Linked DNA regions of Homo sapiens: region 1 is linked to region 2. Evidence: read pairs that join two places in POLR2A ChIA-PET (ENCODE). Cell type or tissue: HepG2. All regions are shown on one strand. Links, peaks and the distances in the headings refer to the core of each region. The heading gives the core; the rest is flanking DNA.

Region 1 (5,383 bases), core at 129-5,128, 59 kb before region 2:
ATTCAAATAATACTATGTTATTATCAAATATTAAATATCAAATATTAACAATAATATTTGAATAGCACTTAATAAGTATTTAAGCGTGAAGTGATGTCTTGGTTTGGGGTCCCCTGGAAGCACACTCTGAGAGATGGCGCTGAGCAAGCTGCTTATTTGGTAGAAGATTCCAGCGAGTACTAGTAGGGAAGTGGGGAAGAGAGATGGGGAAGGCAAGGAAGCTAATAAAGTGTGTGTTTTCAAGTAGGTGACTGCTATAGGCAACTGGAACTCAATCCCACTGGGAGCTCGTGGACTGGTATAAAACACACTTCACAATGGCCCCACTCGAGGGGTGAGGGAGTTGGGGTATTCATTGACCAATGAGTGGAGTCTTATGGGTTTACTGATTCCCCCAAGATCACCAAACAGTTGACTGACAGGCACTCAGTCTGTTGACTCCCAGCACTTCCAGTCTTCTGTGCAAGCTCACTGGGCTCCACGATGATGGAAAAAGCCATCAGGCAAAGACATGTGGGAGCTGCTGCTTGAAAGTTGGGCTGGTTTGAACAGATATGGAAAGTGCTGAGGGGATGCTTGGGACAGCAAAAGCACTGGACAATGGGTAGTTTGGACAGGTGGACTTACCCCAATTTATAGACAAGGAAAATGGGGTCCAGCTTAGCACTATAGTACAATGTGGAAGACAGTGGGGGAGTGAGAAGGACCTCTCCCCATGACCGCCCACTTTGATTCCACCCAGAGCCTCTTCTGCTGCCTTTCTTTCCTGTCTTGTGGATTGGGTAGTTGGCAGAGACTGACTGGGTGCTCATGCAGCCATCTCTGCTTCCTGGACCCCTCATCTGGACTTCATTTCCCAGTCTCCCTTGCAGAAGGATGTGTCATGTAGCAGAGCTGAGGAGAGTGACTGGAAGCATTGGACAGTACTTCACTGCTGAACCTACAAAAAACTTTACAAGTTTTCTCCCTGCTTTCTACCTTTTGAACAGACTGGGATTGAGATGACCCCAGGGCATCCTAGAAAGTCATACCTTGATGGTGGCAGAGCCACAAGATGGAAGGAGTCTGGGTCCCTGGGTTGTCACTTAGAGGTGGGCCACTTGGCTAGAAACATACTCTTTAGAGTTTTTTTGGGTTAAGCCACTGTGATTTTGAGGATTATTTGTTACAGCAACCAGCATCACCTTAAATAATGTAACATCATACATGTGTGATCAAAAACTTGACTTTATATCACTTACCATAATCTCAGATTCTGCACTTATTTACTTATCCACTATCTCCCCTCCAAGAGGAGGGACTTTGATTTGTACACCGCTGTATCCCTGGTATCTGGCGTATGTATATGCTCAATAAATATTTGGCAAATGACTAAATGCCAATGTATTAACTTGTCTGACAACTCCCAGCAGGCAAGTGAGAGAGTCAGGATTGGAGTCCAGGCCCACTGAACCCTCAAACTCTTAAGCCCTCTGCACATTGCCTGACTATGCATGCCAGGTGCAGTGCTGGAACCTGGGCATGTAGGAAGGTTAGGTGCCTGTTATGTTGCCCCTGAGCTCTACCTAACAGGCAGCAGTTAGCACAGGGCTTATGTGTGGTGGGAAAAGCAGACCCATCTTTGTTTTCACCCATGGATCAGGCTATCTTTTAGAAATGTTGAGCTTTGTGACTTACCCAACCTGAGCAAGGGCTCAGCTATAGAACCACAAAATCCTTTTATGGACTATGAGATAACTGGGCAAAATACATAGAGATAAAGCCAGATCCTCTTTGAACAATCTAAGCAAAGGCAGTGAGTCACAGAAAAGCATGGATCCAGCAGACCTTGGGATGAGTTAGGAGGAGAGGAGAGCACAGGCGTTAGGTTTAAGAGCCTGGGCTTTGGTGATCAGACACTGCTGGCTTCAAGGAGCTCTGTCATTTACCAAGTGGTCTGACCTTGAACAAGTTAGCTAACCTTGTTGGGCTTCTTTTCCTTATCTATAGACTGGATGTAATAATGCCGGTCTCCTGTGGTAAAATGATTAACACAGAGACACAAAGTGTGGGCTCAGAAGATGGTGGCTTGTATAGTAGCTGTTCTTTAATCCCCGGCGTTAAGACAGAGAACTCTACCCTCTTGGCCACTAAGACATAAAGACTGAGGTGCTTGGGAGACTATAATCATGGCGGTTACATGAACTGGGTCCGAAGAGAAAGCTATAGGCTGCCCTGGCCTCTCCTTTACCCTTCCCATGTGCAGCCACTAGAGGGCCGTGGGCATCTCTGTTTACCACTGTTGTGTTCAGATGTGGCACCCAGGATGCCCACTGAATTACTAGAACTCTCTTTCCAGGGGAAGGCAAAAGAGCAGTGCACTCAAAGAGAAAAATTTGAGCAGCTACTGCGGGGTCATATTTACAAGGACTGCAACGAGACTGCAGACATTCCTTAGAATTCCACAGAATTTTCTGTGGAAGTGGCCTTGCTCATTCCTTACTCTGCTGCAGGCAAAGCTGGCCCTTGAGCAGATGATCTACTGCCCACTGAGTGAACTGCCTGGGGTTGCCCTGGCACCAGCTTGGGGCCCTGTGTTGAATGAGATAAGGGTCTCCTAGTCTTATTAGACAACCTAGGCATGAGGTCTTGATTTCCGAAGATCACTCATTGGCCCACTAAAGCATTGGGACTGAAAATTAGCTCATCCTAATAGAGGTGGATTATAGTTCAGCAAATTTCCAGAGGTTTGGAACCATCTGATGATGCATGGGAGACCAGGGTGTTCTCAGTAGGCAGAGTCCTGGAGCCCTCCCCTCCAATTTACCCCACCTTCCAACTCTCAGTTCATTAGGTCAGCAAGGTCTGATATTAAAAGGCAAATAGCTCATGGACAGCATGGCTCACATTAGTCATTTTCACCGTAGTAAGAAAGCTCTCTGTTCTCTTTGAGATTTCACTCTAAATCCTTAACAAAAATACCTTAGACATGGCTCCATAACTTGCCACTCTTGTTCCTCTGCTCATCACCTTAAACTCCCGGTTTTCAGAAAACACCAAGTACTTACCTATTTCTTTGCTTTTCTCCATACTATTTTCTTATTACAAATACACCCACTTCCCCTTGCTCTTTTATGCTTTATAAAATCCCACTCCTTCATTAGAACCAACAGATACTTCCCTGATTTCTGCCTCTATTTCTTCATAGTACTTTGTGCTTACACTTAACAAACACATCAGAGGGTTTTGTCCTATACATTTTTGTCTCTCCTGATCACCCAGTTGAGCTGTTCATGTGACTAATCTCCAGCCTCTGCTTGAATACCTGTCCTGACAGGATACTCACCACCTCAAAGGCAATGCATTCCATTGCCAGCCAATTCTCTTTGCAAAAAAAATTTCCTCATTATTATAAACCAAATCTATATGCCTGATACACGGACGCATTGATTCTCTTCCTACTAGTTCAGTTCATCTGTAGCAAAAAATTGCTTCAGATGTGAATAAGTCTTCTCATTCCGTGATTAGACACAGATCTTAAATATAAATATTCTGAGAATGGGCAATACCTTCTAAGGTGTAAATAATTCATTGTAAGGTGTAAATGTCTGGGCATGGTGTTTCATGCTTGTAATCCCAGTGCTTTGGGAGGCCAAGGCAGGCAGAACACTTGAGGCCAGGAGTTCAAGACCAGCCTGGCCAACATGGTGAAACCTTATCTCTCCTAAAAATACAAGAGTTAGCCAGGCGTGGTGGCACATGCCTGTAATCCCAGCTACTCGGGAGGCTGAGGCACGAGAATCGCTTGAACTCAGGAGGCGGAAGTTGTGGTGAGTCAAGATCACGTCACTGCACTCCAGCTTGGGGGACAGAGTGAGACTGTCTCAAAAAAAAAATGTGTAAATGACTGGTAAAAAGTTTTCCATAAGAATAGAATTGTGTCAGGATAACTTAAGGGTGGGGTTAGGAATGCCAAAGGTACCGGGAATATAAGGACTTCAAAAATGTGCTACAGTAGAGAGAATACTAGGCTAGGAAATGAAAGATGGGTCCAATGTCTTTATGTTTTCTGAGCTTTGATTTTCTCATCGGGAAAAGGAATACTTTTCATGATGAGTAGTTCTACTTATAATTGTAATTGCAGAATTTTCTGTGGAAGTGGCCCTGCTCATCTGGGCTGTCTTAAGCCTTTGCTCTGGTTTGGCTTCCTTAGGTCTGGGCGGGCAAAAAGTCACACATGTGTCAATGGGCCTCAGCCTCCTGGGGGTTGGGTAGACGATTTTGGTGCCAAGGATGCCATGACTTACACCACCCACAATCATGTCAATCAATGAATGAGCCTTTTATTCCCACCTGGGTTGAAATTTTCTTTCCCCTGCCTTGAAGTCTTGCTTCACACGGGCTATTTATGGCATTTGTATCATAAATGAAGGATGCAGGTAACACCTTTTATTATGATTTTATTATATACTCTCTTTTACTAGAATTTTGCAAAGTAAAATATTGAATAAGAACCAACTTTATTTTTCCTAAGTTCTACCCCATAGGACCAGGTCATATTAACAATTGCTTGATGCACAATAATCCGTGACTCAATAAATACTTTACAAAAATAATGCAGTTTTTTTTGTTTTCTTAAAACATAAAAAACTAAGATTCCCCAGATTGACCCTCCCCCCCTTTTATATTTATTTATTGGGGATATATTGGTAGATGAAAAAATTGTTAAAATAGTATTAAAATAGGTGAAATGCGGTCCATTATCTTTTTCCCATTTGTTTTGTTGTTTTCCTTTGGAAAAGTGCTACTTCTTGTTTTTACATCTGAACTTGGCTGCAGTCTTCTGAACCTGCTAGGACATGAGCAGAAATTCTACTGTTTTGGGGCCGTTTAGCAGAATGATAGCATTATGATAATATTGATCTTTTATTTTAAAGCCTATTTAAAACCAGTCCTCAGCTTTGTCCCTAAAATATCATATTCCCTACCCAGTCTGAAGAAGAGACTTTTGGAATCTGAGACTCCAGCAAGGTGCCTCATGACCAAATAACATTTGGTTTAAGGTGGGCGTTTACATGTTTTGATATATTTCCATTGCATTATTTTTAAAGAAATAAATTCCAAAATTCCCTTTCTCTTCCACTTCCCTAAGTCTCTTTCTTTCTGATCTCTCACAGACGTGATTAGTTTCACCACAACTCCAGAGAAAAGGTTACGCTTAATTAAGTCACATTTGTATTAAATAAGTTATATATAAAAACTGCTTATAACGTTTACAACCTCAGTCTCTTTCCCCCTTTGCCTCTCTTTGAAACTCTGGATCCGGGTGTGAATTGAGTCGCACCCACTGTGGCTTCCAGGTTCTTCTTCTGGCTTCCAAGTTGTCCCCATCCTTCTGCCCACA
Region 2 (5,383 bases), core at 294-5,293:
TTTAATCATGGCTTTGCCATTGTCCATTTCAGGCAAGTAGGTAAACTTTCCGGGTCTCAGGTTTCTCATCTATAAAATGAAAAAACACGTATCTGCTCTGCCTCCTTAAATGTGGTGAAGGCATTTTGGAAAGCACGACACTCCCTGACCTTCCAGACTTTCTTGGGCACTTTCCATATGCAAGTAGCTACACTGCATGCCATGGGTATAACAGAGGAGTAAGCTACAGTTGCTGGTCACATGGCCCTTCCTCTGTCCTGGCAGGCAGAGTGGGCAGTAGGGATGCTTCGTACCCACAGATAGGCAGGGAGCAGGAAGAATGCAATATTCACTCAGTGGATGAACCATGCTGTGAGGGTTCAGAAGTGGGCCCATTTCTACCTCGACAGTTCACAGAAAAGCTTTTTTTTTTTTTTTGAGATGGAGTCTCGCTGTGTTGCCCAGGCTAAAGTGCAGTGGCATGATCTTGGCTCACTGCAACCTCCGCCTCCTGGGTTCAAGTGATTCTGCTGCCTCAGCCTCCCGAGTAGCTGGGATTACAGGTGTGTGCCACCATGCCCGACTAATTCTTTTTTGTGTATTTTCAGTAGAGACGGGGTTTCACCATGTTGGCCAGCTGGTCTTGAACGCCTGACTTCAAGTGATCTGCCCACCTCAGTCTCTCAAAGTGCTGGGATTATAGGCGTGAGCCACAGCGCCCAGCCCACAGAAAAGCTTTTGTGGCCTGTCCAGAATTTTTGCAACCGGAAAGAGGGCAAAGAACATCGGAGTGGGCGGGTACAAGGAATAGTGAGAGTCTAATTTGGCTGAAAATGCAGCCTATAAATTGAGGAGCAGGAAAGGTGGGTCAGTTCCAGATATGGAGTTCCTCAGTATCTGTTTTGAGTCATGGAAAGGGGAATGATTGGAAGTTTGTGAGCAGAGGAGAGCAACAGTTTAGAAGATGAAACTAAGTATTATTTTGAATTGACATGAAAGGAGAGAAATGAGAAATGAAATAAAATGAAGGAATTAAGGAAATCTGGAAAAGTAAGGACCCATGTAACTACACTAGAGTGTGCAGGGGAACTATCACTATTGGGACACACAGGAATGGGCAGGTACATGTGGAGGGGAGTATGGCAGGCAGCTTCTGAAATGGCCCTCAATGACCCCATCTCCTGGAATACACAGCCTTGTGCAATCCCCTCCCTTTGAGTGTGGGATGGAGCAAACGACTTGCTTCTGACAAATAGGGTATGGCAAACATGATGGAATGTCACTGAGATTAGGTGACAAAGACTGTGGATTTTGTCTTGCTCATACTCTTTTTCTGGCTTTATTCACTTACCTGCTCTGATAAATTCTGCTGCCATCCTGAGAGCTGCACCACGGAGAGGCCCACATGGCAAGGAACTGAGGGCTACCTTTACTGTAGCCTGTGAGAGACCATGGGCCAAGGGATCCAGGTAAGCTGTGTCTGAATTCCGGACCCATGGAAGTTCTGAGATAATAAACGTGTGTTCTTTTGAGCAGCTACGGGGTAGCATAAGTATAGGGTAATTTGTTATACAGCAATAGATAACCAATACAAGAAGGAAGGAAGATATTTAACCAACATGGGGTGGCAGGGAATAAGTGCTTTTTGGTATTAAAATCCCAGACTCATGGTCCAAAGTTGTGCATGTTCTTTCTTCTAGACTTTTTTGACTTTAGGAACATTTTATAAAAAGAAACCTCTCCACCACTCCTTTCTTTCATTGTTTCCAAGGTTGATTAAAGAAACATGACCTGATGTTCAATTTCAGAAGACTCAGAAGGGCCTTCCAATAGAAAACTGGCAGGAAATTAATGCCATATACACCAGGCAAAGCAGATGTTTCTGAATATGACACTTAGGTGAAACACACCTTTCCCTTTTACACATTTTACTCACTTTTGACTTGTGCATAGGTAGTTTGCTTCTAGGGGAATGAAAAGGGGGACATGTCTTCTCAATAGAAAATGTGGTCAAAACCTGGCCAGGGATTTTGAAGAAACCACATTATCTCCTTATCTGTGTTTAAATTATGGAAGTATATAGTAAAGGTAATACCATGCCTGTGAACTGGAATAAGCCTTCATGCTAAATAAGTATCTTTAATATGTTTTTATATGCAATGTGTTTGCTTATCATTAAATTCTTTTCACTAGTCATCTTGCTGTGTGAAAACAAATCACAAAGCTGCCTTACCAAATAATTTGTAGGACTTGAGGACATGTAATGTCCGAATAAGTGACCACTATATATTTTCATTAGCTTATGCTGGTTTTTTTTTTTTTTGCATAGGACATCTTCTACAGTAGTGGTAATCCTCCATATTTCAGCTGACACCTCTATGTGAGCTGTGGTCATCTTAGTGTCGAGAGAGTCCCCTCTGCCCACATGAAAACCAGTCAGAGACGAGCTGTTTTGAATCAAGTCTCCTGCTCTTGTAGACTTTTAGTTTGACCTTGGAATGTTCAAGCAGACCTCTGCATTTAATCCAAGATTGAGGCAAGTTTTCTCTCTGCCTAGGTTTATCTTGTCTGTCTGTGAACAAAAGAGAGGATAGCAAAGTACCTTGTTTGGATTTGTCTATAAATGTGACCTTCCTAAACTGGCTAACAGGGCTCTCTTTCTGACCTGCAGATGAATCACCAGTGCCTACACTGGAGATGTGGTAATAGACAAACACTCCCTTCTGCAAATACCATGAGCATTGAGGTCTATCCTCATTCCACTAAGCAAACATATTATGTGGAAAATTGAGAAACAATTCCATCTTCCCTTCAAATATCTATTTCAGGAAAACTGTGCCTGCTATTCTAACTGCAGAAATACTCTGAACCTCTAAGTCTTGTCATTCCATATCAAATGGGTTGTAACAATTCCTACTGAAACCATGTTTTGCTGATTAGTTAATGGATAGACATAGTGCAAACAGATGCTTAACGGTGATGGATATAGCTTAAAATATTGGGCATGCTTAATTTCTTCCCTAGGTTTTGGCATTAGTGAAGGGCTAATTTTTTTTTATTCATAGCTTATATTTGAAAAGTGAGGGGATGCATGGCAGTCAATGGCATTCAGATGGTCGTTTTACTGCTTTTATAATAAGAGAGACCTAGAGGTCAAGCAGGAATAAGACAAACAGCTAAGAGGACAGCCCTAAGTGTGGAACACTGCAGAATCTTAAAAGCATAAGCCATATTGAGTAATGAGGCAGAGAGGGCTAGCTTTCTACCAAAAATACGTGTCTTTGTGCCAAGCTGGAGGCAACCCTTATCAGGGAATACATTTCCAAGTCATCCCGCATCAAAGGATGATCTATGTGAGCAGAAGTGATGTGTGTCACTTCTGAGCTGGGACTGCTAAGAAGACATCAGGGCCTCCATCATCCTGGGTCCCTGAATGACTGCATGGAACTGACCACTAAGAAAGCTGAGGGTGAAAGATGTTAAATGTTGTGCCCATGGTCACAGCCAGTTAGTGACAGAGTAGGGACTCAAAGTTATGTCTTCTGAATTCCAAGGCAAGAGTTCTTTTTTGGTAATAGACAAGGAACTTCTTCCCCAAGCCACGCAGTCACAGTGATTAAAAGCATGGACTCTGGTGTCCAGACAGCCAAAGTTCAAATCTTGCCTCTACCTCTGCTATCTGTGTGACTTGGACAAGGTACTTAACCTTATTGTGTAAAATGAGGATAACAATAATGCCTACCTCAAGGTGTTGTTTTGACGGTTAAATAAGTCAATATTAATCAAATGCTTAAAAAAGTGTCTGGCCCACAGTAGGGACTATTTAAGTATATGACAAAAACAAGTAGATAAAATCAGGTGAAATCTGTATAACTACCAGCTCCCACTACTTCACACATGAACAGTAAGGAACCCGATGTCTTAAGCTATGGCTGCCAACCTCACCTATCAAGGCTCAAGTAATTCCTACCCCTCATCTGATGCTTTTATACCAACCTTAATAAGCATAGAAACAACAGCCTAGAAGCCATCATGCCAATGAGCAAAGAGTCTCACCTCCATTCAAGAGAAGTGCAGGACCATTCCCATCATGGCTCCCCCAGCTGCCATCAAGAGACCAGGCTCTCCATTCTACACATCTCTGAACACTTAATTGGACTCAGCCTGTCCTCCTTCACCTTCCCAAACCTTTTACTGGACCTTCTCGGGCTTTTCCTCCATGATAATCAATCTCTCATTTTCCACTTCTCTGAACATCCCCTCAACCTTCTCCTGGATCTTCTTGGTTCCATGGCTAACTCCTGACTTTTTCTTCCCCTTCCTCCTGAAAAATAAAAACAAAAACTGAACAAACAAATCCTGCTCCTTTCAAGATGCTGGATGTTCCAACTGCTCTGTGGAGTTTCTGGTCATTCTCCGTTCATCTAAAAGCCCAGCTTCTGGCTTAGTCTTCTTTACCATTGACCTCCTGTTGTCCTTTTTGGTGACTTCAACATCCATGTAGATGACCTCCCCAGTTCTTGGACCTCCTCACCTCCCATACCCTTTCCCTCTACTGCATCTCAACCACCCTCTTCCCTAGACCTTTTGTCAGTAAACCTTCTACATAAAGACACTTTCCATTCTTTTAACTCATTTTTCCAGTTTTAAAACTCATTGAGATCTCCAAGCCACTGCCATTTTCTCACCTCCCTTCAGCCTTCTCTTGTTTTTACTTTCCTTCTTCAACAAGTGTTCTTTTATTTTAATCATTTCCTTGCAACGGCCCTCAACTCTGCTTGCCCCTTTCTCTTCTCCTTATATATTTGACTGGCAACACCTCCATTTTGGTTGAACTCAGTGATCCAACTTCTGTAGGTTAGTAGCCAAGCAGGTGGGTGATGGGAACAATAAAAGCATCCAACTTGACAAACTTGCTTTATTTTAGATTCATGTCCTCAAACCCTCAAATGAATACTAAGCACTGTTCCAAAATCCAACTGCCCTTCCTTCACAACCTTACTTGCTCCAGTATCCAAGATGACCATTTTATATCTTCTCTCCTCAAACGTCCTACTTGTGCTCCTGCCCTCACTTCATATTTCACTGATGGAACAGGAGTCATGAGATGGTAACTCTTTTATTACCATCACTCTATTTATACTCCTGTCTGCATAGCTCATTTTCTTTCTCTTCCCAATTGTTACACAGAACAAGCTTTCCTGCTTCTGTGAAAGGCCAATGCTCACACATAGCCCCTTGCCTTCTTGAAGAATTCACTCCTCATTTCTCCTCTCTCAGTTTTGCATCATCAATCTCTCCCTTTCTATTGGATCGTTCTCATCAGCCTCACAGATGCCCTGGTATCTCTGATCTTACATGAACCAAAAACTCTTTTTTGACCACATGTTCATATATCTCCCCT

What was found. ChIA-PET counts read pairs that join two places held together with the same protein. Peaks named below come from ENCODE experiments on the same cell type or tissue, not always from the same donor. Only the 100,000 strongest peaks of a DNase experiment are listed, where the experiment ranks them.
Region 1: POLR2A ChIA-PET joins it to region 2 with 6 read pairs; 1 of 35 experiments calls an interaction of 5 or more read pairs at or near these places.

The regions. Positions count from the first base shown.
Region 1 is chr20:13,299,691-13,305,073 of GRCh38, reverse strand. ISM1 (isthmin 1) reads right to left here. Exons shown (of 6, transcript NM_080826.2): 6 at 4,423-5,383. It also overlaps a transcript of TASP1 not described here. Among named protein-coding and RNA genes, the nearest start is that of ISM1-AS1, 63 kb to the right of the region's middle. In HepG2, for the core only: a CTCF peak has its summit at 2,259 (motif pointing right); a DNase peak (open chromatin) is centred at 2,243.
Region 2 is chr20:13,241,307-13,246,689 of GRCh38, reverse strand. All of the region lies in intron 1 of ISM1 (isthmin 1), which reads right to left. It also overlaps a transcript of TASP1 not described here. Among named protein-coding and RNA genes, the nearest start is that of ISM1-AS1, 4.3 kb to the right of the region's middle. In HepG2, for the core only: a CTCF peak has its summit at 1,159; DNase peaks (open chromatin) are centred at 1,189 and 2,679.